2 separate regions of the Homo sapiens genome follow, and region 2 is linked to region 1. A link is an interaction called in ENCODE POLR2A ChIA-PET data of the cell type or tissue named here. Cell type or tissue: PC-9. All regions are shown on one strand. Links, peaks and the distances in the headings refer to the core of each region. The heading gives the core; the rest is flanking DNA. Region 1 holds the start of LOC124900245 (small nucleolar RNA SNORA40). Region 2 overlaps ZNF655 (zinc finger protein 655).

Region 1 (16,294 bases), core at 4,342-12,341:
AGGATGATATTACTCTCAATATTGCAGGGGGTATACACCACCCTCTGTGATATTGTTCTTAATATCCAGAGGAGGAGAGGATGATATTATTCCCAATATCACAGGGAGTGTACTCTCCCTTTGGGATATTGTTCCTAATATCCATGGGAAGAGAGGATAATATTACTCCCAATATCGCAGGGAATGTATATCCCCCCCTTTGATATAGTTTCTAATATCCAATTTGGGAGAGGATATTAATCCTAATATCGCATGGGGTGTACACGCTCCCTGTGATATTGTTCCTAATGTTCAGGTTGGGAGAGGATGAGGTTGTACACCGCCTGAGATATTGGGAGTAGTGTCATCCTCTCTTCCCGTTGATATTAGGAAGAATTTCACAGGAGGGGTGTACATCTTCTGTGCTTTTGGGAGTAATATCATCTTCTCCTTCCCTGGGTATTAGGAGCAATATCTCGGGGGGGTGTACATACTCTGCAATATTGGGAGTCATATCGTGTTCTCTCACCCTGGACAGTAGGAACAATATCACAGGAGGGGTGTACACCCCCTGCGATATTAAGAGTAGTATCATTTTCAGGCCGGGTGCGGTGGCTCACGTCTGTAATCCCTGCACTTTTGGAGGCAGAGGCGGGAGGATCACGAGGTCAGGAGATTGAGACCATTCTGGTAAACACGGTGAAACCCCGGCTCTACTAAAAATATAAAAAATTAGCTGGGCGAGGGGGTGGGCGCCTGTAGTCCCAGCTACTCGGGAGGCTGAGGCAGGAAAATGGTGTGAACCAGGGGGGCGGAGCCTGCAGTGAGCCGAGATCGCACCACTGCACTCCAGCTGGGGCGACAGCGAGACTCCGTCTCAAAAAAAAAAAAAAAAGTAGTATCATTTTCCCTTCCTGGATATTAGAAACAATATCACATTTGGGGTGTAAAACCCCTGCTATATTGGAAGTAATATCATCCTCTCTTTTCATGGTTATTAGGAACAATATCACAGGGGTGTATACACCTTCTGCGATATTGGGAGTAATATCATCCTTTCCCCACCTGGATGTTAGGAAGAATATTGCAGGCGGAGGGTACACCCCCTGCGATATTGCCAGTAATATCATCTTATTCCTTCCTGAATATTAAAAATAATATCTCTGGGGGGGTGTACACCCCCTTCAATATTGGGGGTAATATCATTCTCTTTCCCCCGGGATATTGGAAAGAATATCACGGGGTGGTGGTGTACACCCCCTGCGATATTGGTAGTAGTATCAACCTCTCACCCCTAAATATTAGGAACAACATCACAAAGGGGGTGTACACCCCCTGAGTTATTGGGAGTAATGTCATTGTCTATCCCCTGGATATTAGGAAAATTAACACAGGAGGTGTGTACACCTCCTGCAATATTGGGAGTAATATCAACCTTTCCCCACCAGGATATTAGGAACAATATCATGTGGGGGTGTACACCTCTTTCCATATTGAAAGTAATATCATCCTCTTTTTTCCTGGATATTAGAAACAATATCACAGGAGGTTGTACACCTCCTGCGATATTGAGAGTAATATCATCCTCTCTCCTTCTGGATATTAAAAACAATATCACAGGCAGGGTGTACACCCCCTGCAATATTGGGAGTAATATCATCCTCTCTCCACTTGGATATTAAGAACAATGTCACAGGGGGTATGTACCCCCCCTGCGATATTGAAAGTAATATCATCTTCTCTTTACCTAAATATTAGGAACAATGTCACAGGGAGGGTGTATACCCCCTGCGATATTGACCATAATATCATGCTCTTTCTTCTTGGATATTAGGACCAATATCACAAGGGGGGTGTACACCCTCTGCAATATTGGGAGTACTATTATCCTCTCCCCACCTGGATATTAGGAACAATATCACAGAGAAGGTGTACACCCTCTTCGATATTGGGTGTAATATCATCCTCTCCCTACTTGGAACAATATCACGGCATTGGGGGGAGGCTGTACACTTTCTGCGGTATTGACAGTCACATCATCCTCTCACCCCCTGGATATTAGGAACAATGTCACAGAAGGTGTGTACACGCCCTACGATATTGGTAGTAATATCCTCTCTCCACCTGGATATTAAAAACAATGTCACAGGGGGTATGTACACCCCCTGCGATATTGGGGGTAAAGCAACCTTTCCTTCTTTGGATATTACATAAAATATCACAGAAAGGGTGTACACCTCCCGCGATATTGGGAGTAATATCATCCTCTCCCCACTTGGATATTAGAAACAACATGATGGGGGTTGTACACTTCCTCCGATATTGGGAATAATATAATCCTCTTTTGCCCTCGATATTAGGAAAAATATTACATTAAGGGTGTACACCCCCTTCGATATTGGGAGTAATATTATCCTCTACCCCCCCGATATTAGGAACAATATTACCAGAGAAGTGTACACCCCCTGAGACATTGGGATAATATCCTCTCCCCGCCTGGATTTTAGGAACAATATCACAGTGGGGGTGTATACCCCCTGCGATATTAAGAGTAATATTATCACAGGGAGGTGTACACTTTTTGAGATATTGGGAGTAACATCATCCTCTCGCCCCCGAATATTAGAAACAATATTACGGAGTGGGGATACACTCCCTGCGACATTGGGAGAAATATCATCCTCTTCCCTCTGAATATTAGGAACAAAATCACAGAGGGTTGTATATTCCTTGCGATATTGGCAGTAATATCCTCTCTGCCCCTGGATATTAGGAACAATATCACAGAAGGGGTGTATCCCCCTTCGACATTGGGAGTAATATCATCCTCTCTGCCGCTGGATATTAAAAACAATATTAAAGGGGGGTGTAAAACCCCTGCGATATTAAGGTAATATCATCCTCTCCCCCCCCGGATATTAGGAACAATATCACAGGGGGAGTGTACACCCCCTGCTATATTGAGAGAAATATCATACTCTCCTCAAATGGATATTAGGAGTAATATCACAGGGATGGGGTGTACACGTTCTGCTATATTGGGAGTAATATCATCCTCTCCCTACCTGGATATTAAATACAATATCACAGGGGGTGTTACCCCCCCTGCAATATTGGGAGTAATATCATCCTCTCCCATTCTGAATATTAGGAACAATATCACAGTGGGGGTTGTACACCCCCTGTGATATTGGCAGTAATGTCATTCTCTCCCGCTTTGAATATTAGGAACAGCATCACGGAGGTTGCACACAACCTGCAATATTGGGAGTAATGTCATTTTCTCTTCCACCTGGACATAAGAACAAATATTACAGGGAGGAATACACCTTCTGCGATATTGGAGCAATATCATCCTCATTTCCCCTGGATATTAGGAAAGATATTACAGTGGGGGGTGGACACCCCTGCGACATTGGGAGTAATATTATCCTCTGCCCCGTTGGATATTAGAAAAAACATCACAAAGGAAGTGTACACCCCCTGCTATATTGGGAGTAATATCATCCTCTCCCCCCTGGATATTAGAAACAATATCAAGGGGGAGAGTACACCACCTTCGATATTGGGAGTAATATCATCCTTTGCCCTTCTCGATATTAGGAACAATATCGCAGTGTGGTGTACACTGCCTGCGATATTGGAAGTAGTATCATACTCTTCCTCCCTCGATATTATGAACAACATCACAGGGTTGTGTACCCCCCTGCAATATTGGGTTTAATATTGTCCTCTCTTTCCCTAGATATTACTAACAATATTACCAGGGAGTGTACACACAGGGTGTTTAAAATATTAAACTTGATGTCATCCTCTCCCCCCCGGATATGGCAAGCAATATCACATGGAGGTGTACACCCCCTGTGATATTCGAAGTAATATAATCCTCTCCCTCCCTGGATATTACAAAAAATATCACAGCGGAATGTACACCCCCTGCGATATGGGGAGTAATATCTTCCATTTCCTCCATAAATATTATGGACAATATCACAGGGGCATGTGAACCACCCGTGATGTGGGAAATAATGTCATCCTCTCCCCTTCTGAATATTACAAACAATATTACAGGGGGGTGTACACACCTTGTGATATAGGAAATAATATTATTTTCTCCCCCTCTGGATATTACAAACAATATCACGGAGAGGTAATATCATCCTCTCCCCCACTGGATATTATGAACAATAGCACAAGGGGATGTACACCCCCTGTGATATGGGGAGTAATATCATGCCTTCCCCCCTGCATATTAGGAACAATATAATAGGGGGGTGTACATCTTCTGCGATATGGGGAGTAATATCTTCCTCTCCCTCCCTAAGTATTACAAACAATATCACAGGGGGATGTCCACTCCCTGTGATATGGGAAGTAATGTCATCCTCTCCCCTTCTAAATATTACAAACAATATTACAGGGGGGTGTACACACCTTGCGATATATGAAATAATATTATTTTCTCCCCCTCTGGATACTATGAACAATATGAAAGTGGGATGTATACCCCCTGCGATATGGGGAGTAATATCATTCTCTCCCCTCCTGGATATTACGAACAATATTACAATCGGGTGTACACCCTCTACGATATGAAGAGCAGTAATCTCCTCTCCCCCTTGGATATTAGGAACAATATTACAGGGGATGTACACCCCCTGCGATATTGGGAGTAATATCATCCCCTCCCCTCCTGGATATTACGAACAATATCACAGACGGTGTACACACAGGGTGTTTACCATATTGGGAGTAATATCATCTCCCTTCCAGGAGATTACGAACAAAATCACAACGGGGTGTTTACCCCCTGTGATATTGGGAGTAATATTATCCTCTTCCCTCCTGGATATTATGAACAATATTACAGAAGGGTGTACACCCTCTGCGATATTGGGAGTAACATCACTCTCTCCCTTTCTGAATATAATGAACAATATCACAGGGAAGTAACATCATCCTCTTCCCCCCTGGATGTTACGAACAATATCACAGGAAGGTGTACACTCCTTGCAATATGGGGAGTAATATCATCCTCTTTCCCCTGGGTATTACCAACAATATCACAGGAGGGTTTACACCATCAGCGATATAAGAAGTAATGTCACCCTCTCCCTCCAGGGATATTATGAACAATATCACGGGGGGGTGTGCCCCCTCTGCCATATAAGGAGTAATGTTATCCTCTCATTCCCTGGATATTACAAACAATATCACAGGGGGATGTACATACCCTGCGATATGGGGAGTAATATTATCCTCTCCCCACTGAATATTATGAACATTATCACGGGGCAGTGTACACCCTCTGCCATATGGGAAGTTACATCATCCTGACCCTCATTGGATATTTTGGAGAATATGACTTGTGGGTGTGACCATCCTGCAATATGGGCAGTAATATCATCCTCTCCCCTTCTGGATATTACAAACAATATCACAGGAGGGTGTATACTGCCTGCGATATCGGGAGTAATATTATCCTCCCTCCTAGAATATCACAGAGGAGTGTACACTCCCTGCGATATTGGGAGTAATATCACCCTCTCCCCTCCTGGATATTACGAACAATATCACAGATGGTGTACACACAGGGTGTTTACCATATTGGGAGTAATATCATCTCCCTTCCTGGATATTATGAAGAATATTACAGGGGGGTGTACACCTCCCTGTTTATGGGAGTAATATCATTCTCTTCCCCTTGGATATTAGAAACAATATCACAGGTGGGTGTACAACCCCTGCGATATGGGGAGTAATATTATATTCTTTCTCCCTGGATATTATGAACAATATCACAGAAGGGTGCACACCCCCGGTGAAATGGGGAGTAATAGCATCCTCTCCCCTCCTGGATATTACGAATAATATTATAGGAGGGTCTATATCCTCTGCCATATGGGGAGCAATATCATTTCTTCCCCTCTGGATATTACAAACAATATTACAGGGGGTTGTACACACCCTGCGATATAAGGAGTAATATCATTCTCTCCCCACCTGGATATTACGAACAATATCACAGAGGGGTGTACACCTTCTATGATATAAGGAGTAAAATCATCTTTTTTTCCCTGTGGATATTAGGAACAATGTCACAGACAGTGTACACACACAGTGCTTACGATATCGAAAATAGTATCATCTCCCCCCTGAATATTACAAACAATGTCACGGGGGGGTCCATCCCCTGTGATATTGGGAGTAATATCATCTTTTCCTCCCCTAAATATTAAAAACAATATCACAGGGGAATGTATACCTCCTGCGATATTGAAAGTAGTATCCTCCTCTCCCCCACTTGGTATTAGGAACAATATTACAGGAGAAGTATACACCCCCTGCGATATTGGGAGTAATATCGTCCTCTTGCCCCTGGATATTAGGGACAATATCACAGGGGGGTATACATCTCCTGCAATATTGGGAGCAATATCATCCTCTTCCTCCCTGGATATTACAAACAATATCACAGGGGGTGTACACACCCTGCGATATGTGGAATAATGTCATCCTCTCTATTCTGGATGCTACGGGCAATATCACAGGGGATTGTACCTCCCCTCTTCTAATATCATCCGCTCTTCTGTTGAATATTATGAACAATATAACATCTGGTGTACAAAGTGACATGCTATTTTAAGGTGGCTGAGAAATTATTAAAGGAGATCATTTTTCTCTCTGCCCCTGAAAATTATAAATGATATCACAGGGGAGTGTATGTTCCCTGAGATATTGGGAGTAATATTATCATCTCTGCCCCTTAATATTACGAACAATATCAGCGGGCGTATTACGAACAATTTTATGAACAATATCACACCCCCTGTGATATTGCTCATAATATTCACAGGAAGGGAGGATGATATTACTCCCAGTATTGCAGGGGGTGTACATTCCCCTATGATATTGCTTTTACTATTTAGGGGAGGAGAAGATGATATTACTCCCAATATCGCAGGGGATGAACCTCCCCCCGTGATATTGTTTGTAATATTCAGGCGGGAGAGAATAATATTCTTTTTTTCCCTTAATATTATGAACAGTATCACAAGGGCGTGTACACCCCCTGCAATATTGGGAGTAATATCATTGTTTCTCCTCATGTATATTTCAAAAAATATCATGGGGGGTGTACACTCCCGTGATATTTGGAGTAATATCACCCTCTTTCCCCTTGGATATTATGAAAAATATCACAGGGGGGGCTGTACACCCCCCTGGGATATTGGAAGTAGTATCATCCTCTTCCCCTCTGGAGATTAGGAACAATATCATAGGGGAGTGTACACCTCCTGTGACATTGGGAGTAATATCATCCTCTCTTCTGTTAAATGTTATGAACAGTATAACATGGGGTGTACAAAGTGACATGCTATTCTAAGGTGACTGAGAAATTATTAAAAGAGATCATTTTTGGCAATGAGACTCTTTGGGTTGGGGCCTCTTCAATTTGCACTTGGATTTGGTCCTACCTGTGGGAGAATCTAACAGTGGTCCTCCTTTGGGGGAGCAAGCAGTGACTGTCGAAGGAACCACATTGGGTTCTCTGGACTCCTTTATCATCCCTGATGCCTAGTCTATGCTCATGGCCCAGCCCTACCCCCAGGTCACCTCCCTTGTCAGGCTCCTGTGTCCCCCACACCCACTTGCTGTTTCATGCTGACCTGGTTAGAAACACTCTTTTTTTTTTTTTTTTGAGATGGAGTCTTGCTCTCTCACCCAGGCTGGAGTGCAGTGGCGTGATCTTGGCTTACTGGAACCTCCATCTTCTGGGTTCAAGTGATTCTCCTGCCTCAGCTTTGTGAGTAGCTGGGATTACAGGTGTCTGCCACCATGCCAAGCTAATTTTTGTATTTTTAGTAGAGATGGGGTTTCACCATGTTGGCCAGGCTGGTCTCAAACTCCTGACCTCAGGTGATCCACCAGCCTCAGCCTACAAAAGTGCTGGGATTACAGTAGTGACCGACCTCCCCTGGCAGAAACATTCTTTTGACCGCCTCTTGGCAAGCTCTTAGGTCTTCACATCTCTGATACATCATTCCCTACGGGGGTTTTTCTCTGGGTGACTCAGTGGCTCTGTGCCCCTCTCCCCAACCCTGACACCTGTCCAGGACTTCAGTTTTCTGAGGTTTCCTCCCCCTTGTCCACCCCACTCCTCTTTCCTGTTACAGATGAGGCCAGATCCCATTTTTAATGTTCTTTAGCCCTGACCTGCTCACACGAGCTTTTGGTTTCCTTATTGACCTAAGCTGTTGATTCTTTATCCTTTTATTTGTTGAGGGTGTCATCCTTTTTGAATTGAAAAATACAGTTGCTGTATTTTTCCCTCTTGATTGAGCTTTCTTCCCTGGGGCTCTATATGTTCAGATAGAACTTTTTGCCCCAGAAGAGGAAATGCGGATTTCATTAGTCTGAAGAAGTAATTTCTCAGCTTTGATTTCCAAGTTGAACCCAAAGCATTAAGAAAAAAAAAAAAAAGCGGGTGGTGGGGAAGGATAACTTCAAATTTAGGCTTTCCAAAAAGATGAGATGTTTGACTTAGAATTCTGAAGGCTGGGAATGATTTCCTTAAGGAGCCCAGCTTGGAGGATGGACTTTGGAATAATCCAGAGTGGGAGGCTGAGGACAGGATGTAAGGAAAGTTCTGTGCCACGGGAAGGAAAAGCACAGACACAGGCAGGTGAGGTTTCATGAGAAGGTCAAGGTGAGAGCTCTGCTGTGTCTTTTGCGGTTGAAACCTGTGCATGGCGGTTGGTGACTCATTTGAGGAAACTCACTCCCTGGGACTTGGAGGGGATCTGACAACCCCAGGGCCAATTCCTGTATCCTTGAGCTGTGCCCTGGAGAGCTGAGGGTTCTCAAACAAGCTCTGGATGTGTGAGCCAAGACCAACATGGTGTGGAGATGCGGAGCGGCTGGAGTGAAGGGCCGGGTCTCCCAGGAAGCCAAGGAGTGTGGGGAAACTGAGGCACAGAAGACGCTTGGGTTTGTGTAAAAGAGTTTTCAGGCCGGGCGCTGTGGCTCACGCCTGTAATCCCAGCACTTTGGGAGGCTGAGGTGGGTGGATCACCTGAGGTCAGGCGTTCAAGACCAGCCTGGCCAACATGGTGAACTAAACACACTAAACACACAAAACACACTAAAACACACAAAAATTTCTACTAAACACACAAAAATCAGCCGGGTGTGGTGGCGGGCGCCTGTAATCTCAGCTACTCAGGAGGCTGAGGCAGGAGAATTGCTTGAACCTGGGAGGCGGAGGTTGCAGTGAGCCGAGATTGCACCACCGCACTCCAGCCTGGGTGACACAGCAAGACTCCATCTCAAAAATAAATAAATAAATAAATAAATAAATAAATAAATAAATAAATAAATAGAGTTTGCAGAATTCTGAGTAGCTCTGTGCCCCATTGCTCCCCCTCCACATCTGGCCAAGACTTGGATCTTCTGAGGTTTCCTCCCCTTCTTCTACCCCTACCCATCTCTCCTGTCATGACGCCAGAGCTCACATTCAAATCTTCCTTTGCCCTGGCCTGCTCATGTTGCCCTTTGCTTTTTTTAAAAAAATTGAAATGTTCCTCCTGTCATGTGCTATTCTTTATTTGCTCAAAGTATTCGACATTACTGTGAAATGTCACTGGCTGGGCAATTTCCTCCTGAGCGCTTTGGCTTATCTTCTCTGACTAAATGGAATAAACCTGTTCAAATCAGTATTTTTACATATTGCTCATCCAATATTGTACAGGAAAAATACTAATATGGGGCCAGGTGTGGTGGCTCACGTCTGTAATCCTAGCACTTTGGGAGGCCAAGGCAGGCAGATTACGAGGTCAGGAGATCAAGACCATCCTGGCTAACATGGTGAAACCCTGACTCTACTAAAAGTACAAAAAAAAAAAAAAGGGAAAATACTAATATGGGGCTAGGCATGGTTGTTCATACCTGTAATGCCAGTGCTTTGGAAGGCTGAAGTGGGAGGATCACTTGAGTCCAGGAGTTCGAGACCAGCTGGGCAACATATTGAGACCCCTGTCTCTACGAAAACCAAAAAAAAAAAAAAAAAAAAAATGAGCCAGGCATAGTGGTGCATGCCTGTAGTCCTTGCTACCGAGTAGGCTAAGGAGGAAGGATTGCTTGAGCTCAGGAGTTCGAGGCTGCAGTGAGCTATGATTTCGCCACTGCACTCCAGCCTGCAATGGCCTGAATTTCCTGTTCAGATCTTTTATGAACCAAATACTACACAACTGTAGTCATGATCTTCTTGGCTGGAGAGAGGCTGGCTGTCACCCAGGGCCACAGGGTGATTAGGTAGAATGAAAAGAGAGTCACCAACTCAAGACAGTAGCACAGTGTCCTTGTGGTTTTGGCTGGTGTAGTCTAAAATCTGAATTATGCAAAGTGTATTTGATCTTGCATCACATCAGGAAAAAGCCCAGTAATCTATTTCATCATGGGGTGTGGAGAAGTTGCTGGAACCATTTCTAGACACAGATTTTGGTTCTCCAGAGGCCAGCAAGTTAGCTTCACTAAGCTTCGGGGCCCACAGTGGGAAGAGATGTCCTGCTGAGGCTCAGCGTTGACTTCACTCTTGTGGAGCAAAGCTGTAGGAACTAAGGGCTTTATGCTAATTAAAAGATGAGGCCAGGTGCAGTGGCTCATACCTGTAATGGGGTCTTGCTATATTGCCCAGGCTGGTCTCGAACTCCTGGGTTCAAGCCATCCTCCCACCTCAGCCTCCTGAATCACTGGGATTAAAAGTGTGAGCCACTGTGCCCAGCCTCCCTTTTAATAGAACTGGTGCTTAATCCACAGCTCTCCTGTCAGCCCACAGTTCTTGAATTTTGGCCTCTTTTATGTCCACATGAATGTAAATATACTTCAGAATTTCCACCCAGAATCTTTGGAATCTAATTTCTTCAATCATTTTACTTTAGAGTCATTTTTAGGGTAAGTGAATCTGCCTGGTTTTCAACTTGACACCCTCTCTAAACGTGAATGAGTTCAAATCATATTCGTTCCTGAGGAATCACACTCAAGCATAGTACAAATCTGTGGGATATGCCATTACAACTCTAGGAATCATGTTCTCAAGGTAAAAGCCTTTAAGAAAAGCTGTCTTGACATATCATGTAAGCATGACAATGGAATACTAAACCAACATAGCTGAGATTTTCCTTATGTCCTATGCTTTTAAATGATCAACCCTACAGTCCTGGAACCAACCTTTATGGTTATCAATACCTCCATTATTTTAAACTATCTCAGGTATCATATTCCTTCTTTTTTTTTTTTTTTTGAGACGGAGCCTCTCACTGTCACCCAGGCTGGAGTGCAGTGGCGCAATCTCGGCTCATTGCAAGCTCCACCTCCAATGGAATACTAAATCAACATAGCTGAGATTTTCCTTATGTCCTATGCTTTTAAATGATCAACCCTACAGTCCTGGAACCAACCTTTATGGTTATCAATACCTCCATTATTTTAAACTATCTCAGGTATCATATTCCTTCTTTTTTTTTTTTTTTTTGAGACGGAGCCTCTCACTGTCACCCAGGCTGGAGTGCAGGGGCGCAATCTCGGCTCATTGCAAGCTCCACCTCCAATGGAATACTAAATCAACATAGCTGAGATTTTCCTTATGTCCTATGCTTTTAAATGATCAACCCTACAGTCCTGGAACCAACCTTTATGGTTATCAATACCTCCATTATTTTAAACTATCTCAGGTATCATATTCCTTCTTTTTTTTTTTTTTTTGAGACGGAGCCTCTCACTGTCACCCAGGCTGGAGTGCAGTGGCGCAATCTCGGCTCATTGCAAGCTCCACCTCCTGGGTTCACGCCATTCTCCTGCCTCAGCCTCCCGAGTAGCTGGGACTACAGGCACCCGCCACGACCCCCGGCTAATTTTTTGTATTTTTAGTAGTGCCGGGGTTTCACCATGTTAACCAGGATGGTCTCGATCTCCTGACCTCGTGATCCACCCGCCTCGGCCTCCCAAAGTGCTAGGTTTACAGGTGTGAGCCACCATGCCTAGCTTTCCTTCTTATATGTATCAAAACTCATACTGAAAAATGAGTTCTGGGTTACAAAAGAGGGTTTATTTTTTGCACCTGCCTTTGAATCAGTCCTTAAGCTTAACCTTTAACTTCCAAGGAACTACTTTTTTTTTTTTTTTTTTTTAGATAGAGTCTCGCTCTGTCACCCAGGCTGGAGTGCAATGATGCAATCTCGGCTCACTGCAACCTTCGTCTCTTGGGTTCAAGTGATTCTCCTGTCTCAGCCTCCTGAGTAGCTGGGATTGCAGGCATGTGCCACCATGCCCTGCTAACTTTTGTATTTTTTGTAGAGACAGGGTTTCTCCATGCTGGTCAGGCTGGTCACGAACTCCTGACCTCAGGTGATCCACCTGCCTCAGCCTCCCAAAGTGCTGGGATTACAGGCATGAGCCACCGTGCCAGGCCCCATCCCTGGTTATTCTTATTCAGTAAAATTTGCAACCTCCTAGGAAGAAAGGATTTTGAAAACAAAACTCTTTTTTAAAACTTTTATTTTAGGTTTGGGGGTACGTGTGAAGATTTGTTACATAGGTAAACATGTGTCATCGTGGTTTGTTGTATATATTATTTCATCACCCAGGTATTAAGCCCAGTACCCAACAGTTGTCTTTTCTGCTCCTCTCCCTCCTCCCACCCTCAAGCAGACCCCAGTGTCTGTTGTTTCCTTCTTTGTGTTCATAAGTTCTCATCATTTAGCTCCCACTTATAAGTGAGAACGTGTGGTATTTGGTGTTCTGTTGCTGCATTAGTTTGCTAAGGATTATAGACTCCAGCTTCATCCATATTCCCTCAAAAGACATGATCTTGTTCTTTTTTATGGCTGCATAATATTTCATGGTGTATATGTACCACAGTTTCTTTAGCCAATCTGTCACTGATGGGCATTTAAGTTGGTTCCATGTCTTCACTGTTGGGAGCAAGCCCCCCAAAATCTGGCCATAATCTGGCCCCAAGACTGGTCATAAACAAAATCTCTGCAGCACTGTAACATGTTCATAATGGCCCTAACGCCCAAGCTGGAAGGTTGTGGGTTTACAGGAATGAAGGAATGAGGGCAAGGAACACTTGGCCTGCCCAGGGCGGAAAACCGCTTAAACGCATTCTCAAGCTGCAAACAATAGCATGAGCGATCTGTGTCTTAAGGACGTGTTCCTGCTGCAGTTAACTAGCCCAACCTATTCCTTTAATTTGGCCCATCCCTTTGTTTCTCATAATGGATACTTTTAGTTAATTTAATATCTACAGAAACAATGATAATAACTGGTTTGCTGTTACTAAATATGTGGGTAAATCTCTGTTTGGGGCTCTCAGTTCTGAAGGCTGTGAGACCCCTGATTTCCCACTTCACACCTCTATATTTCTGTGTGTGCATCTTTAACTCCTCTAGCGCCGCTGGGTTAGGGTCTCCCCAACCGAGCTGGTCTCGGCACTTCAGTATTGTAAATAGTGCTGCAATGAACACTCATGTGGATGTGTCTTTGTTTTTTTTTTTTTTGGAGACGGAGTCTAGCTCTGTCACCCGGGCTGGAGTACAGTGGTGCAATCTTGGCTCACTACAACCTCTGCCACCTGGGTTTAAATGATTCTCCTGCCTGGGCCTCCTGAGTAGCTGGGATTACAGGTGTGAGCCACTGTGCCCAGCTAACTTTTGTATTTTTAGTAGAGCCCAGGGTTTCATCATGTTGGCCAGGCTGGTCTTGAACTCCTGACCTCAGGTGATCTGCCTGCCTTGGCATCCCAAAGTGCTGGGATTACAGGCATGAGCTACCACGCCTGGCCCATGTGTCTTTATGGTAGAATGCTTTATGTTCCTCTGGGTATATACTCAGTAATGGGATTGCTGGGTCGAATGGTAGTTCTGCTTTTAGCTCTTTGAGGAATCGCCATATTGCTTCCCACAATGATTGAACTAATTTACATTCCCAGCAACAATGTGAAAATGTTCCCTTTTCTCTGCAACCTTGCCAGCATCTGTCATTTTTTGACTTTTTAATAATAGCCATTCTGACTGGTATGAGATGGTATCTCATTGTGGTTTTGATTTGCATTTCCCTAATGACCAGTGATGTTGAGTTTTTTCATATGTCTGTTGGCCGCCTGTATGTCTTCTTTTGGGAACTGTCTGTTCCTCTCCTTTGCCCACTTTTTCATGGGGTTGTTTGTTTTTCTCTCATAAATTTGTTTAAGTTCCTTATAGATGCTAGCTATTAGACCTTTGTCAGATGCACAGTTTGCAAATAAAACAAAACTCTTAATGTCTTCACTTGCCAGATATTTGTGCTTAGGTTGGTGTTTGAGTCTTAGGAGTAATATCATGTTTTGCCACAAGAAGGAGCCTATGAGTGGGCTGGAAGAGAAAAATCAGATTTGCAGCCGCTGAAGTCAGTAAACAGTTTCTTTGGATATATTGTAAATAGTAAGAGAACCAGACATGACATTCATAAGTATTCCAAAACCAAGTAAAATTATTTTAAAGCTCTAACGTTTTGCAACTTTTCTTCCCGTCTTAAGAGTTCATCTGCCCAGTCTAATGATTGTAGAATTCTTACTTCTAGTCTTTTTTTTTTTTTTTTGAGATGGAGTTTCACTCTTGCTGCCCAGGCTGGAGTGCAATGGTGCTATCTTGGCTCACTGCAACCTTCGCCTCCTGGGTTCAAGCCATTCTCCTGCCTCAGCTTCCCGAGCAGCCACAATTTCAGGGATGCGCCACCACACCCGGCTAATTTTGTATTTTTAGTAGAGTTGGGGTTTCTCCATGTTGGTCAGGCTGGTCTCGAACTTCTGACCTCAGGTGATCTGCCCACCTTGGCCTCCTAAAGCGCTGGGATTACAGGAGTGAGCCACTGTGCCTGGCCATCATTTATCTTACTTTTAGCATCCTCATCCCAAATTCCTGGTGTCCCCATCCCTACCATCCATTTGTAATAATTCTCCATTGTTTTCCTCTCCTTGAATCCCACTTTCTGAGATCAGTGCAACCTGGGCTTAGAGCTTCAACCTCCTCCATCTGATTTTTTAAAAGAGTAACTCCTAATAAGGATTTTACCCAATATAGTGAGCATTATGATTAATGACCCTGACTCTACAAAAAATAATTTAAAAAAATTAGTCAGGTGTGGTGGCGCATGCCTGTAGTCCCAGATACTCAGGGTGAGGTGGGAGGATTGCTTGAGTCCAGGAGTTTGAGATCACGGTGAGCTGTACTGCATCATCACATTCCAGCCTGGGCAACAGAGTGAGACCCTGTTTCTAAAACAATTAAGGTAAAATAAAAGAAATAACATGCACCTGGTACACAGTACTTAATAAATCCCGTCTACTGTAAATACCTAGTGCCCATCATCCCTGTAACTCATAACTTCTTCTTTCCCAGTTCCCCGTGCTTTAATCACTCCTGCTTAGGAGACAGTCCAGGCTACCTTCTTATCTCTCTTCCTGGAGCCAGATTCTCAGCATTTTGTTCTCTAATTCCACCCTTTACCCCTTATTGCATGCCTTGGTATCAGCACTTCACCTGGTCTGAGGAACCAGCATCTAGTCTTGCCCTGTGTCTGGTAGTCCATATGGCCTGTATGTATCACTTAGTCTGAGTCAGTTTCCACGTGTGTCAGCTGGATTAGTAGCTCCTTAGGGTTCCGTGTAGTTCTCACAGTCTGTGGCAAGGAAAACAACAATTTGTGAGTAGCTAGCATGGACTGCAAACTATGGGCTCTATTTACCAAGCAAGTTCTAAATGCTGAACATTGTCTTTGGCAAAGGGGTTTCAGGGAAGATCAAGAGGCACATCTTCCCTGCCCTCAGGAAACTCATATAGGCTGGTTTTGCTACACTGAATTCTCACAACTCATTGATGCAATGCAGCCTAGAATTAAGTTACTTGCTCATTGTCAAGCAGGTAGTGACTAGCAGAGCCACCATCCTGATTCTTTCTTAGTTTCTTTTTTTTTTTTTTGAGTTAGGGTCTCGCTCTGTCACTCAGGCTGGAGTGCAGTGGTGCCATCATAGCTCACTGCAGTCTCACTCCTGGGCTCAAGCGATCTTCCTGCCTCAGCCTCCTAAGCAGCAGGGACTGCAGGTGCACACCACCATGCCCAGCTAATTTTTAAATTTTTGTAGAGGTGGGAATCTTGCTCTTTTGCCCAGTCCGGTCTGGAACTCCTGGCCTCAAGCATCCTCCTGCCTTGGCTTCTCAAAGCACTGGAATTACAAGCATGAGCCACCATGTCCAGCCCTAAGTCTGATACCTTCTAA
Region 2 (16,294 bases), core at 4,587-12,586, 370 kb after region 1:
TAGATGTACAGCTCTCTGATATTATTTGTAATATCCAAGGGAGGAGATATTACTCCTAATGTAACAGTGGGTGTACACCCTTTGTGATATTATTCATAATATTAAAGGGAGGAGATATTACCTGTAATATAGCAGTGGGTGTACACCTTCTGTGATATTATTCATAATATCCAAAAGAGGAGATGATATTACCTGTAATATCACAGTGGGTGTACACTCTCCAAATATTATTCATAATCTCCCATGGAGGAGATGATATTACTCCTAATATCACTGGAAGTGTAAACCCTCTGTGATACTATTAGTAATATTTAAGGGGAGAGATATTACTCCTAATATTGTAAACATCCTGTGTGTACACCCTCTGTGATATTATTCGTAATATCCAAGGGGAGAGATGACATTACTTGTAATATTGTAAACACCCTGTGTATACATCCCCTGTGATAATATTTGTAATATCCAAGGGAGGAGGTGATATTACTCCTCATATCACAGGGGCTGTACACCCTCTGTGATTATATTCGTAATATCCAAGGGGAGAGATATTACTTGCAATATTTAAACAGTCTGTGTGTACACCCTCTGTGATTATATTCGTAATATCCAAGGGGAAAGGTAATATTACTCCTCACATCACAGGGGCTGTACAGCCTCTGTGATCATATACTTAATATCCGACTGGGGATTACTCCTCACATCAAAGGGGCTCTACACCCTCTGTGATAATATTCATAATATACAAGGGGGGAGGTGATATTGCTGCTCACATCGCAGGGGCTGTACACACTCTGTTATAATATTAGTAATATCCAAAAGGGGAGGTGATATTACTCCTCACTATGCAGGGATTGTACACCCTCTGCAATAATATTTGTAATATCAAAGGGCGGAAGTCATATTACTGCTCACAATGCAGGCTCTGTACACCTTCTGTGACATTAGGAGTAATGTCCAAGGGAGAGGTGATATCACTCCTTACATCACAGGGGGTGTACACCCTCTGTGATAGTATTTATAATATCAAAAGGGGAAGGTGACATTACTCCTTACATCGCAGGGGGTGTACAACCTATGTGATATTATTCGTAATATCCAAAGGAGGTGATATTACTCCTCACATAGCAGAAGCTGTTCACCCTCTGTGATATTATTCATAATATCCAAGGGGGGAGGTGATATTACTTTTCACATCGCAGGGGGTGTGCATCCCCTGCTATATTATTCATAATATCCAAGGAAGGATGTGATATTACTCCTCACATTGCAGGTGCTGTACACTCTCTCTGATAGTATTCATAATATCCAAAAGGGGAGGTAATATTCTTCCTAATATCCAGGGAGGGAGAAGATATTACTCCCAATATCACAGGATGTGTACAACCCCCCTGTGATATTGTTTTTAATATCAAGAGGGGACAGGATGATATTACTCACAATATCGCAGGGAGTATACAACCCCCATGTGATATTGTTCCTAATATCCACAGGAGGAGAGAATGACATTACTTCCAACAACTCACAGTGTGTACACCCCACTGTGATATTGTTCCTTATATTCAAATTTGGAGAGGATGATATTACTCCAAATATCACAGGGGGATGTACACCCCCGCTGTGATATTTTTCCTAGTATCTAGGGGGGCAGAGGATGATATTACTCCCAATATTGCAGGAGGTATACACCCCCACTGTGATATTCTTCCTAATATCCAGACGGGGAGATGATGATATTGCTTCCAATATCACAGGGGTTGTACACCGCCCTGTGATATTGTTCCTAATATCCAGTGAAATAGAGGCTGATATTAGGGGAAAGAGTATGACATTACTGCCAATATTGCAGGGACTGTACACCCCGCCTGCGATATTGTTCCTAATAGCCAGTGGGAGAGAGGATGATATTACTCTCAATATTGCACCCCACTGTCATATTGTTACTAATATCCAGTGGAAGAGAGGATGATATTACTCTTAATATTGCAGGGGATGTACACCCCTCTGTGATATTGTTCCTAACATCCAGGGGGAGAGGATAATATTATTCCCAATATCATAGGTGGTGTACACCCCCTCCCCATGATTTTGTTTCTAATATCGAGAGGGGCAGAAGATGATATTACTCCCAATATCGCAGGGGATGTACATCCCCCCTGTGATATTGTTCCTAATATCCAGGGGGGGTGGAGGATATTATTACTCCCATTATTGCAGGGGGTGTATTCCCTCCTTGTGATATTGCTCCTAATGTAATGGAGAGGAGACGACAATATTACTCCCAATATCGCATGGGGTATACTCCCCATGCTGTGATATTGTTCCTAATATCCAGGAACAGAGAAGATGATATTACTCCAAATATGGCAGGGGGTGTACACCCCCCTGTGATATTGTTCTTCATATCCAGGGGAGGAGAGAATATTACTCCTAATACCGCAGGAAATGTACAACACCCCCCCCCATGATATTGCTCCTAATATCGTGGGTGGAGAGGAGGATATTACTCCCTGTAAAGCAAGAGGTGTACATCCCCCTTGTGATATTGTTAACAATATTCAGGGGGAGACGATATAATGTCAATATCTCAGGGGGTGTACACCCCTCGTGTGATATTGTTCCTAATATCCAGTGGAACAGAGGATGATATTAATCCCAATATCGAAGGGGGTGTACATCCTCCCTGTGATATTGTTCCTTATATGTAGGGGGGGAGAGGATGATATTACTCCCAATATCGCAGGGGGTGTACACCCCCCGTGTGATACTGCTCCTAATATCCAAGAGAGGGAGTATGACATTATCCTCAATATTGCAAGGGGTTTACACCCCCTTTGTGATATTGTTCCTAATATATGCAGGGGGAGATAATAATATTACTCCGAATATCATAAGGGATGTACACACCCCCTGTGATATTATTCCTAATATTCATGAGGGGAGAAGATATTACTACCAATATCGCAGGTTGGGGGAATAACCCTTTGTGATATTGTTTCTAATATCCACGGAGGAAGAGGATGATATTAATCCCAATACCACAGGGAGTGTACACCCCCCTGTGATGTTGTTCTTAATATCCAGAAGTGGAGAGGATGATACTACTTTCAATGTCGCAGGGGGTGTACACAACCCTGTAATATAGTTCCTAATATCCGGGAGGGGAGAGGATGATATTACTCCCAATATCACAGTCGGTGTACAACCCCCTGTGATATTGTTTCTAATATCCAGGGTGGGGAGAGGATGATATTACACCCAATATCGAAGGGGGTGTAAACCTCCTCTGTGATATTGTTTCTAACATACAGCTGGAGAGAGAATAATATTACTCCAAATATCACAGGGGGTGTACGTCCTCCCTGTGATATTGATCATAATATCCAGGTGGGAAGAGGATGATAGTACCCCCAATATCGCAGGGGGTGTACACCCCCGGTTTGATATTGTTCCTAATATCCAAGGGGGTAGAAGATATTACTGTCAATATCGCAGGGGGTGTACACCCTGCTGTGACATTGTTTTTAATATCCAGAAGGGGAGACAATATTACGCCCAATAGCATAGGGGGTGTACACCCCCGTGAGATATTGTTCCTAATATCAAGGGGGGGAGAGGATGATATTACTCCCAATATCAGAGAAGGTGTACACCCACCCTGTAATATAGTTCCTAATATCCATGGGGAAAGTGGATGATGTTACTTCCAATGTCGCAGGGGTTGTACACCACCCCTGTGATATTGTTTCTAATATCCAGAGGGAGAGAGGATGATATTATTTTCAATATCGCAGGGGATGTATACCCTCCTTGTAATAGTCTTCCTAATATCCAAAGTGGGTGATGACAATATTACTCCAAATAGGGCAGGGGGTGTATACCCCCCGGTGATATTTTTCCTAATATCCAGAAAAGAATAGGAAGATATTATTTCCAATATCACAGGGTGTGTACATCCCCCTGCGATATTGTTTCTAATATCCACAGGGGAGAGGATGATATCACTATATCGCAGGGGGTGTACATTCCCCTTTTTATATTAATATATCCAAAAGGGGAGATGATTATATTACTGTCAATATCATAGCAGGTGTACACCACCCGTGTGATATTTTTCCTAATATCCAGTGGAAGAGAGAATATTAATCCCAATATCAAAGGAGGTGTAAACCCCTTCTGTGATATTGTTCCTAATATCCAAGGGAAGAGAGGATAATATTACTTTCAATATCTCAGGGGGTGTACCCCCCCTCTGTAATATTGTTCCTATTATCCAGTGGGGGAGAGGTTGATATTACTGGGGGAGTACACACACCCTGTGGTATTTTTCCTAATATCCAGGGGGAAGAGGATTATATTACTCCCAATATCGCAGGGAGTGTATACCCCCTTTGTGATATTGTTCCTAATATTTAGTGGGGATAGGATGATATTACTCCCAATATGGCAAAGCGTGTACACACCCCCTGTGATATTGCTTCTAATATCAAAGGAGAAGAAAATTGTATTATTCCCAATATCGCAGGAGGTGTACACACCCCTTGTGGTACTGTTCCTAATATCCAATGGGGAAGACAATAATATTACTGTCAATATCACAGGTGGAGTATACCTTCCCTGTGATATTGTTCCTAATGTCCAGAGGGAAAGAGAATGATATGACTTCCAATATCGAAAAGACGGTACACTCCCCCGTGATATTGTTCCTACTATCCAGTAGGGAAGAGGATGATATCACTCCCAATATCGCAGGGGGTGTGAACCCTCCTTGTGATATTGTTCCTAATATCCAGGGCGGGAGATGACAATATTAATCTCAATATAGCAAGGTTGTACACCCCAGTGTGATATTTTTTTCAATATCCAGGAGAAAAGAGGATGATATTACTCTTAATATCTCAGGGGTTGTACACCTCCCTGTGATACTGTTCTTAGCATCCAGTGGGAAAGAGGATGATATTATTCCCAATACCGCAGGGAGTGTTCACCCCCCTGTGATATTGTTCGTAATATCCAGGAAAGAGAGGATGATATTACTTCCCATATCACAGAAGGTGTACACCCCACTTGTGATATTGTTAATAATTTGCAGGTGGGGAGACAATTATATTACTGTCAATATCACAGGGTGTACATTCCCCATGTGATATTACCTCTAATATCCAGTGGAAGAGAGAATGATATTAATCCCAATATCAAAGAAAGTGTACACACACTCTGTGATTTTGTTCATAATATCCAGAGAAGGAGAGGATGACATTACTCCCAATATCGCAGGGGGTGTCCACCCCCTTTGTAGGTGTTCTTCCTTCCTAATACCCAGGAGTGAAGAGTATAACATTATTCTCAATATCGCAGGGGGTGTACACCCCCAGTGTGATATTCTTCCTAATATACAAGGGTGGAGAGGATAACACTACTCCCAATATCGTAGAAGTTGTACACCCCCACTGTGATATTGTTCCTAATACTCAGGTTAGGAGAGGATATTACTCCCAATATCTCAAGGAATGTACACCTTGCCTGTGATATTGTTCTTAATATCCACTGGGAAAGATGATGCTATTACTCCCAATGTCGCAGAAGGTGTACAACACCCCTGTGATATTGTTTCTAATATGTAGGGGGGGAGGAAATGATATTGCTCCCAATAGTGTGAGAAGTGTACACCCCCCATGTGATATTGTTCCTAGTATCCAGAGGGGGAGAGGATGATATTACTCCCAATATCGCAGGGGGTGTACAACCCCCAGTGAGATTGTTCCTAATATCCAGGAAGTAGAGGATATTACCACCAATATCGCAGTTGGTGTACACCCCCTCTGTAACATTGTTCCTAATTTCCAGTGGGGGAGAAAATATTACTCAATATCGAGGGGGTGTACACCCTCCCTGTGATATTGTTCCTAATATCCAGAGAGAGAGAGGATGATATTACTCCCAATATCACAGAGCGTGTACACCCCCCCACCGTGATATTGTTCCTAATATCTGGGAGCGGGGGAAATGATGATATACTGCCAATATTGCAGGGGTGTACACCACCCCTGTGATATTGTTTATAATATCCAGGGGGGAGAGGATGATATTGCTCCCAATATCGCAGAGGGTGTACACACACCCCTGTGATAGTCTTCCTAATATCCAGAAGAGGACAGGATGATATTACTTTCAAAATCGCAGGGGTTGTACACATCCCTGTGGTACTGTTTTTAATATCAAGGGAAGGAGAGGATGATATTACCCCAATATTGAAGGGGGTGTACACCCTCCATTGATATTGTTCCTGATCTCCAGGGGAAAAGAGGATATTACTTTCAATATTGAAGGGGGTGTACACCCCCGTGATATTGTTCCTAATATCCAGGGAGGAGAGGAAAATATTACTCCCAATATCGCAGGGGGTGTATACCTCCCCTGTGATACAGTTCCTAATATCCAGGTTGGGAGAGGATGATATTTCTTCCAATATCGCAGAAGGTGTACACCTCCCCTGTGATATTGTTTCTAATATCCAGGGAGGGAAAAGATGATATTACTCCCAATATCGCAGGGCATGTACATCCCCCTTCGATGTTATTCCTAATATCCTGGGTAGGAGAGGATGTTATTATTCCCAATATCCCAAAGGGTGTACACTCCCACTGTGATATTGTTTGTCATATCCACAGGTGGAGAGAATGACATTATTCCCAATATCGCAGAGGGTGTACACCCTCACTATGATATTGCTTTTAATATCCAGAAGGGGAGAGGATATTACTCCCAATATCGGAGGGGGTGACCACCCACTCTCTGATATTATTTCTAATACCCAGAAAGGGAGAGGATGATATTACTCCCAATATCACAGGGAGGTTATATTTCCCTTGTGATATTGTTTTTAATATCCAAGGGGGGAGGCGATGATAATACTGTCAAAATCGCAGGGGGTGTACCCCCCACCCCGTGATATTGTTCCTTATATGCAGGGGGGAAAGAGGATGATATTACTCGCAATATTGCAGGAGGTGTACACCCCACCCCATGATATTGTTTCTAATATTTAGGTGGGGAGAGGATTATATTACTCTCAATATCACAAGGGGTATACACCCTCCCCCATGATATTGTTCCAAATATCCAGATGGGGAAAGGATGATATTACTCCCAATATCGCAGAAGGTGTACACCACCCCTGTGATATTGTCCCTAATAATTATGGTAGGAGAGGATGATGTTACTCCCAATATCGGAGAGGGTGTACAACCCCCATGTGATTTTGTTCCTAATATCCAGGAGAAGAGAGGACAATATTACTTCCATTATCACAGGGGTTGTACGCCCCCACTGTGATATTGTTCTTAATATCCAGGAAAAAAGGGGATGATATTACTCCCAATATCACAGGGGGTGTACACCTGCACTGTGATATTATAACTAATGTCCAGGGTAGGAGAGGATGATATTACTTCCAATATCGCAGGGGGTGTACACCCCCCCGTGATACTGTTCCTAATATTAAGGATGGGAGAAGATGATACTATGCCCAATATCGCAGAGAATGTACACCTCGCCCCCCGTGATATTGTTTCTAATATCCAGGGGGAAGAGGATGATATTATTCCCAATATTGCAGGGGGTATAAACCCCACTTGAGACATTTCCTAATATCCAGGGGGAGAAAGGATGACATTACTCCCAATAGCGCAGGGGGTGTACACCCCTACTTTGACATTGTGGTTAATATCAGGGAAAGAGAGGATGATGTTAACCCCAATATCGCAGGGAGTGTACACCCACCCTGTGATATTGTTTTTAATATTGGGGGGGGAGACAATATTACTCCCAGTTTTGCAAAAGGTGTACACACATCCAGGGTGGTAGAGGATGATATTACTTCCAATATTGCAGGGTATCCTCCTTCTGATATTGCTCCTAATATCCAGAAAGGGAGACGACAATATTATTCGCAATATCGCAGAGGGAGTACACTCCCCTATCATATCGGTGTACTTTTTTTTTGTGGGGCAGAGGGGCGGGAAATGGAGTCTAACTGTGTCGCCCAGGCTGGAATGCTGTGGCACAATTTCAGCTCACTGCAACCTCCACCTCCCAGGTTCAAGCAACTGTCCCACCTCAGCCTCTCCGAGTAGCTGGGACCACATGCACACACCATCAGACCCGGCTAATTTGTTTTTCATTTTTAGTAGAGACAGGGTTTCACCATATTGGCCAGGCTGGTCTCAAACTCCTGACCTCAAGTGATCTGCATGCCTCAACCTCCCAAAGTGCTGGGATCACAGCCGTGAGCCACCGTGACTGGCCCCAACTTCATTTTCTTTAAATGGCCATACACCTGATAATGGTGGGACAGCAGACTGAAATCAAAATGTTATAAATCTTTTAACTTCCATTTCTCTTAACAGGTGGCTGACCTGTCCATTGTATCCACTCTCAGAGTTTATGCCTTGGGTAGAAAAATGCCACTTTCCTAACGATGAAGGAGAGTGTGAGTAGGACAAGAGTCCACTCTTCTTGTACTTGGCTCATGGGACATACTTGGCTGGGTTCGTGCATTTATTCATTCACACATTTACCTAGCTTCTCCAAATGCCAAGCAAGTTAACAGGTGCTGGTATAACAGATCCTCACAATAGAGCTAGACAGCACTGCTGCAGATTTGTTCCACACAGCGAGAGAGGAAACAGGCTTTACTGACATGGGCTACAGCTTGAGGTTACAAAGAAGAAAAAAACAAAATGTCATGGCCAGACACAGTGGCTCACACCTGTAATCCTAGCATCTTGGTAGGCCAAGGGGAGAGGATAGCTTAATATCAGGAGTTCAAGACCAGCCCAGGCAACATAGTGAGACCCTGTCTCTAAAAATAAATAAATAAATAAATAAATAAATAAATAAATAAATAAATAAATAAAGCCGGGCGTGGTTGTGTGGGCCTGTAGTCCCAGCTACTTGGGAGGCTGAGGTGAGAGGATCACCTGAGCCCATGAGGTCGAGGCTGCAGTGAGTTATGATCATGCCATTGCACTCCAGCCTGAGCAACAGAGTGAGACCCTGTCTCAAAAAAAAAAGGTGGGGGGTGGAGAAAGGGAAGGAAGAGAGGGAAGGAGGGAGGGAGGGAGGACAGAAGGAAAGAAGGAAGGAAGGAAGGAAGGGAAAAAAAAAGTCACTAGTCTTGCACCACAACGCTTCTAAGTGTAAGGCTAATCTTGTCCATCTGATCTGAGAGCATGGTCAGAGGGACAAATAAACTCTAAATTTTGTCTAAGCCACAAAGATCAGCCGGCTAGATTAGCTCCTCCCCCTTGCTCTTCCGAGGCCCCTGCCCTGGGGCGGACAAATGGAGTCTGGGGACCTCTCCGTGGGCTGGATCCAATCTCCGATGCTGCTGCAGCGCCAAAATCTCGACACATTCACAACACGATGCTAGAGACGGGCAGTCACTTCAGGAAAGGGAGAGAGAGGGCAGGTACAAGGGCAATGGTAGGCGGAGCTTTCCCAAGAAGGGTGCCCAACCGAGAAGGCGTTAGAAGCTGCGTTCTTTCTCCAGGAGGGGATGGACGAAAGCAAAGACCCCTGACCGTGACTGCAGGAACTCTGCCAGGCCCTTAGAAACCGGCGGCGGGCCCCGCCCCTGCGATCAGAAGCCCCGCAAGCTGGGCCCCGCCGCCAACTGCGTTTCCAGCCGCTACGGGGCCGACCCCTCCTCCGTTCTCCGCACTGGGGCGCACAGCTAGCCCACCCACCCTAGGGGGCGCATGGAAACCGCGTGGTCCGCTGCGCGCACTTCGGAGTCTCTGGGCGGCTCGGAGGCCTCATTTCGATCGCGGTCCCTCCAGGAGCCGCCCCGGTCCAGAGAAGGATAGGATGTGGACTCCCCAAGGGAGGACTGCAGGAAGATGGAACGGGATTTCTTCACCTGCCCTTCATCGCCTAAGTGGGCCTAGACTCTAACTGGCTGTCCCTTCCGTGTCATCGCCACGGTCCCCATGTGAACCCCGTTTGTCCTCCCCTCTTCCTGCCCTATGTCGCCTCCCCCCACTCCACCTCCTTTCGTGACCACTGGCCGGGTTGACCCTGCGGGGCCCGCGCTCTTCACCCACAGGCCAGCCTGTCCTCCTCTCCCTGTGTGCACCCCAACATCTCCCAGCTTGGCCTGGAGCGTGTATTAGGTTGGTGCAAAAGTAATTGCTGTTTTGCAATTTTTTAAATGGCAAAACCGCAATTACTTTTGCACCACCTATAAATAGGCAGGGGGAACGGGCAAGAAAAGCCTTAGAGAAGGGGCCAAGAGCCAACCACCTAGCCGGCCAGGAGTATGGGTTTGCCAGAGGCATGAGATGTATTGAAGCAGAAAAGGAAGAAAAAAGATTAAGGAGACAAATTGTTCGTGATAAGGGGTTTCCTGATAAACTCAGAAACAGCAACTACCAGTTATGGAGCACTTAAACTGACACTATCTCATTAATCCTCACAACGGTCCTGTGCAGGTGGTGGTTTTGTTTTTTACCATCCTAAATGCCAGAGCTGCACTTGGTATGTAACAAAGGCAGCATTTGAACCCTGGCCTGCTCATACCAGAGCGAGGGCATCTAACTGCACCCACAAAGGACAATGGAGGAAGACTGTGTCATTGTAATATGAGCAAATGGGGAAAAGACAAAACAAATGCTTTCATTATGCCCAGGTTGTAAATGTATAAACATAAATGAAACACACATACAAGAGGCTAACCGTTTTTGTTTTTTGTTGTTGTTGTTTTTTTAAAGGCAAGAGTCTCACTCTGTCGCCCAGGCTGGAGTGCAGTGGCGCAATCTCGACTCACTGCAACCTCTGCTTCCCAGGTTCTAAGCGATTCTCCTCCTTCAGCCTCCAGAGTAGCTGGGATTACAGCACCACCACGCCTGGCTAATTTTGTATTTTTAGTAGAGACGGGGTTTCACCATGTTGGCCAGGCTGGTCTTGAACTCCTGACCTTGTGATCCACCCGCTTCAGCCTCCCAAAGTGCTGGGATTACAGGCGTGGGCCACCACACCCAGCCATAGCTAACAGTTTTCTAAAAACAGAGAGTAAATAGGAAGTGTCCACAAAATAAAGCTTTAAATGTATGTAGTTTCTTTATTTGTAAAGGGTGCCATTTGTTTGAAATCGTTCTTACACTCTTGGATTAAAACACCGGTTCCTTCACACACTTGTATTTTGAAGGGAATATAAAATGTGATTCCCTCACACCTGTAATCCCAGCACTTTGGGAGGCTGACGCGGGTGGATTACCTGAGGTCAGAAGTTTGAGACAAGCCTGGCCAACATGGTGAAACTCCGTCCCTACAAAAAATACAAAAATTAGCCAGGTGTGATGGCAGGTGCCTGTAGTCCCAGCTACTCAGGAGGCTGAGGCAGGAAATACTTAAACCTGGGAGGCAGAGGTTGCACTGAGCCAAGATCACATCACTGCACTCCACCCTGGGCGAGAGAGCAAGATTCTGTTTGAAAAAAAAGAAGAAAAAAGTGGTTTCATATGATACAAATGTTAGAAAAAGGACAGATGTCAGTTTGCTGACTCCAGCAGAGTTACCTTTCGGGTGCTAGTTCCCACCACAGCCCAGGATGCCAATGTTTTCTCTAGTTACATGTTAAGATCTCCAAATCCAGGGCATCCCTCCTGAAACAATGCCAGTCCTACACTGCTAAATGTTTACTGAATGAATGGATGAATGAAGGCAACATTTTTAGATGTGGGAATCCTATAGTGCTTGGTTCTCTAATCCCTAGGGGCCTCCTTTGAACTTGGTTCTTCAACCTCCTCAGTTGCCCACATACTACATCCTACAGTGAGGCATTTCTCCATACCTCACTTATTACCTGGAAAGTGCCATACTCTCACATGCAGGCCTTGACATGCTAGCTCTTTTGCTAAAACTCTCCGTGCCCCTCTCCCCGTGTTCCCCACCTGTCATCTACTTCTATCCACCCTTTTGCTCAGGCCAAAAACCTAGGAATTTTCCCATTACCACTTTGCTCCACTGCTATAACCAGAGGTGATAGTGACTCTTAGCAAGGATACATGCCCACCAGCAAGTTCTGGTTATCAGAAAAATATTAAGAGTAAATTTGGTCACGGTGTAATGGAAATGCAAATCTAGTGATGGCAGCAGCGGTATCTTGACAGGACATATGAAATTTGAGAGCTTTGACCTGTGACCTGCCATTGTCAAAACTGTCCAACCCTGTTTCAGAGCAGGGGTTTGACTAGCTCCCTAAAAAAATCTCAGGATATTCTCTCCTAGTATCCCAGAGAGCTCTCGGAGCACTTGAGATCAGTTGCAAACTAATGACAGTGAGTCATCAGCGATGTACTAGGGAATGAAGAGCTATCAAACTTCTCTGGGTTTTGAGATCTGTGTAATACCAACATCACTTTGGGGTATATTGTTGTTTTTTGTTTTTTTGTGTTTTCTTGAGACAGAGTCTCACTCCGGAGTGCAGTGGCACAATCTCGGCTCATTGCAACCTCTGCCTCCCAGGCTCAAGCTATTGTTGCGCCTCAGCCTCCCAGGTAGCTGGAATTATAGGCACGCAACACCATGCCTGGCTAATTTTTCTATTTTAAGTAGAGACTGGGTTTCGCCACATTGGCCAGGCTGGTCTCCAACTCCTGACCTCAAGTGATCTGCCCGCCTCAGCCTCCCAAAGTGTTGAGATTACAGGCGTGAGCCACTGCACCTGGCCTGGGGTATGTTTACTAAAATATTCCTTTGTAAAATGAAGCTAGCTGCTTTGCAGAATTGAGAATAAAGTTTAGATATGTACAAACATACGTGTGTGTAGGTAGGTGGAAAGACAGAAGATAAAAGTGCCCTCTACTATCGTATTTCTCTTCTCTCCCCTTTCAAGACCAAAATGACTCAGAACACAAACTCATGTATCAGGCCAATTAAATATCTGCTTAAAGGATTGCCCTAAAGGACTATTTTGAGTCCGCCTTTTTTAAAGTGTTTTACTTATTTAAAAAATATGGCTGGGCACAGCGGCTCACGCCTGTAATCCCAGCACTTTGGGAGGCTGAGGCAGGCAGATTACCTGAGGTCAGGAGTTTGAGACCAGCCTGGCCAACACAGTGAAACCCGGTCTCTACTAAAAATACAAAAATCAGCCAGGCAAGGTGGCAGGTGCCTGTAATCCCAGCTACTTGGGAGGCTGACACAAGACAATCGTTTGAACCCAGGAGGCGGAGGTTGCAGTGAGCCGAGATCACGCTACTGCACTCCAGCCTGGGTGACAGAACGAGACTGTCTCAAAAAACAAACAAACAAACAAAAAGTTATTCCTAGTTCTACTGAAACCTCGAACTATTTAGTCTTATTTTATATACCAACAACTTCCCAATCAAATCCCCTTTAAGTCCCAAACATTCAGCTTTTGTTCCAGAGGTCTGTGGAAAAGCAAGCTTTGTTATCAATGCAAAGGAAAGTGATCCATTCTTGCTGTGAAGCAAGTTCCAGGGAGGAAAGGAGTTGCAGCCAGAGATGTGATTCCAACATTCCCAAACGCTTCTGTCTGAGACCTTCAGATTTTGTTTGAAACAAATTCTCAGAATACCAAACACACCTTTATTCAAGTGGAAGTACAAAAGCACATTCCTAAACCAAACGCATACATGTGATTTTTACATATTCTGCTTTTTAGGGATTACATAATCCTGTTTCAGTCACCATACGTGACTACTGGTCTCTATACATAAGGGTATACATGTTTGACAGGAAAAAACACATGCATTTTTCATTTGCTTTTACATTTAGATCAATTCATTTATATATCAATTTCATTTAGATTCCTACCTTGCCTTGATGAAATCCTACTCTTGCTGATGGCAAAGAAGTAAAATATAGTGGCAGAACTATCCTAGAGGTTAGCCATAGGAGGATTATAGAGTGAGCAACATATTTTTATATATTTGTTGAGGGTCCCTACTGAATATTATAACACTGAACTATGAAAGCCTCAATTGCTGGACTGACAACAAGAATTTTAAATAACATTTGTCTTACTCACAAAATGTTATAAAGCTTAAGATGGAAAAATACAAAATGTTTTGACATTACCTAAAGAATCATGAACTCTTGTTAGGTATATGATGGTGGCCCTGAACTTGAGCCAACATCTGTAATCACTTTTATCAGTCAAAAAGCCATGTTCTTTTATATAGCCTGTAGACTATTAAAATACAAAAATGTGGTAATGGATAAACAACTATACACAAAGCCCTCACACTTCAAATACTGTCCTGGATTGATGAGAGAGGAGCAGAATTCAAACATTTATCTGCAATCCTAATGGTTAAAATTTTACCAGGAACAGACCTGCCACTCTCTTGAAATACTGTCTCTGAGATTAACATACGAACAGCATCATCTCTGTTGGAAGGCTACATTCCCTTATGATGCTGATTTGTGTGTGTGTGTGTGTGTGTATGGTTTTTTGTTTTTGTTTTTTTGTGTTTTTTTGAGAGAGAGTCCTGCTCTGTCGCCCAGGCTGGAGTGCAGTGGTGCAATCTCGGCTCACTGCAACCTCCGCCTCCCAGGTTCAAGCAGTTCTCCTGCCTCAGCCTCCTGAGTAGCTGGGATTACAGGCGCGTGCCACCACACCCGGCTAACTTTTGTATTTTTAGTAGAGACGGGGTTTCACCATGTTGGCCAGGATGGTCTCGACTGCCTGACCTCGTGATCCATCCGCCTCAGCCTCCCAAAGTGCTGGGATTACAGGTGTGAGCCACCATGCCCGGCCTGTGTATCTTCTTTATGTTTACCCTACCAAGAGCAGACCTGAGCATTTTGCTGGCCGTAGAGGTATATAAAAGAACTCTAAGCTTAGGCATGCAGAATAGGCACTGGATGAATGTAGTGAGGCTATTAGGAGTCTTGTTGGCTCCCTGATGTCCTTATCATGTCTTCTTCGCAGACTGTGGATGCACACAAGACAGCTAAAACCTTGGGCATCATTTGAAAATGTTTGGCTGCCTGCTACAATCTCAGGAGAGAGAATCCTTCATACTTATATTGGACTGGATATATTGTCAATCAAATTCTTTTTTAAAAAAAGATGCTTCACTTTAGGAAATAAGACACCAGACCAGCAACATCAAGTAGGTATGGAATACTTGCTGGTGAAACACTTAAAACTAGGAAACTTCTAAATCTTCTAAAGGTGCTTAAGAGAATGGAGAAGTTAATCAACAGGAATCCAAGTGTTGTGGCTGTAAAGCAATACGACATAAGATCCCTAGTAAAGAGCAGGCCTAAGAGTTGGTTTTGGAAAGAACTTGGGCCAAGAACAGCAGAAAAAGCTAAATGAGCTACTTACGTCGATGTGTTTTAATACTGGTGCATTAGCAGTATCTTATGGAAGTTGTGAACACTAAGAACCAATTTCAAAAAATATAAAAATGTTTATAGGGCATATTAAAATAAAAACAGCTTAAATGAGTTCTATAAATAAAATAGGCCCAGCACAGTGACACACGCCTGTAACCCCAGCACTTTGGGAGGACAGGTGGGAGGATCGCTTGAGGCCAGGAGTTCAAGACCAGCCTGGGCAACAAAGCAAGACCCCATCTCTGTTCTTTTTAATATCAAAATTATAATAAAAAAGTAAAAATAAACGTACCTACTTAGAATACATATTAAATAAAGGAACTCCATGAGAAAATGTCACTGCATTTACCAAGTCAACCCTAGATTTTTGTGCAATGAAAAAGATTGGGACTATGTATTAACAATTTCATAAACAAATAATCAACAATTTTCTCTCCATTATTTCGATGTTGGGTAAAGCCTGAAATGTGGTGTCGAGTTTTTCCATTTGCGTTACATCAAATTCTTGTCTACTATGGATATTCTGATATGACAAAGACTAGTTAAACTCCTATTGAAAGATCTGCCATTTACTACACCCAAATAAGTTCTCTTAGGTATAAATTCTTTGATGTTGAATGAGCGTTGGGTTATGACTGAATCTCCTCACACACATACATGCTTATTACATTTATAATCTTTTTGCATGGCGTGAATTTGATACTAAACAAGGTAGTTTCTTTGACTGATGGCTTTTTCACATTCATTGCAGCAATGGAATTTTATTCCCATGTGAATTCTCCAAATGTGACTAAGGTATGAAAATACTAATAGCATGAAAAATTTGCCACATTCAATACATTTGTAAGATTTCTCACTGGTATAGATTTGCAGGAGTCGATTAAGAGTTTAACACTAATACCTTTTCTTCATTCGTCACATT

What was found. Peaks named below come from ENCODE experiments on the same cell type or tissue, not always from the same donor. Only the 100,000 strongest peaks of a DNase experiment are listed, where the experiment ranks them.
Region 2: POLR2A ChIA-PET joins it to region 1 with 10 read pairs; 2 of 35 experiments call an interaction of 5 or more read pairs at or near these places.

What each region holds. Positions count from the first base shown.
Region 1 is chr7:99,947,884-99,964,177 of GRCh38, reverse strand. LOC124900245 (small nucleolar RNA SNORA40) reads right to left here and starts at 12,145; the gene lies at 12,020-12,145. In PC-9, for the core only: no CTCF peak of the experiment used is centred there; DNase peaks (open chromatin) are centred at 8,757 and 10,307; H3K27ac peaks cover 1,398 bases; H3K27me3 peaks cover 1,215 bases.
Region 2 is chr7:99,573,748-99,590,041 of GRCh38, reverse strand. ZNF655 (zinc finger protein 655) reads right to left here. Exons shown (of 3, transcript NM_138494.3): 3 at 13,589-16,294. Among named protein-coding and RNA genes, the nearest start is that of TMEM225B, 16 kb to the left of the region's middle. In PC-9, for the core only: no CTCF peak of the experiment used is centred there; no DNase peak of the experiment used is centred there; H3K27me3 peaks cover 2,588 bases.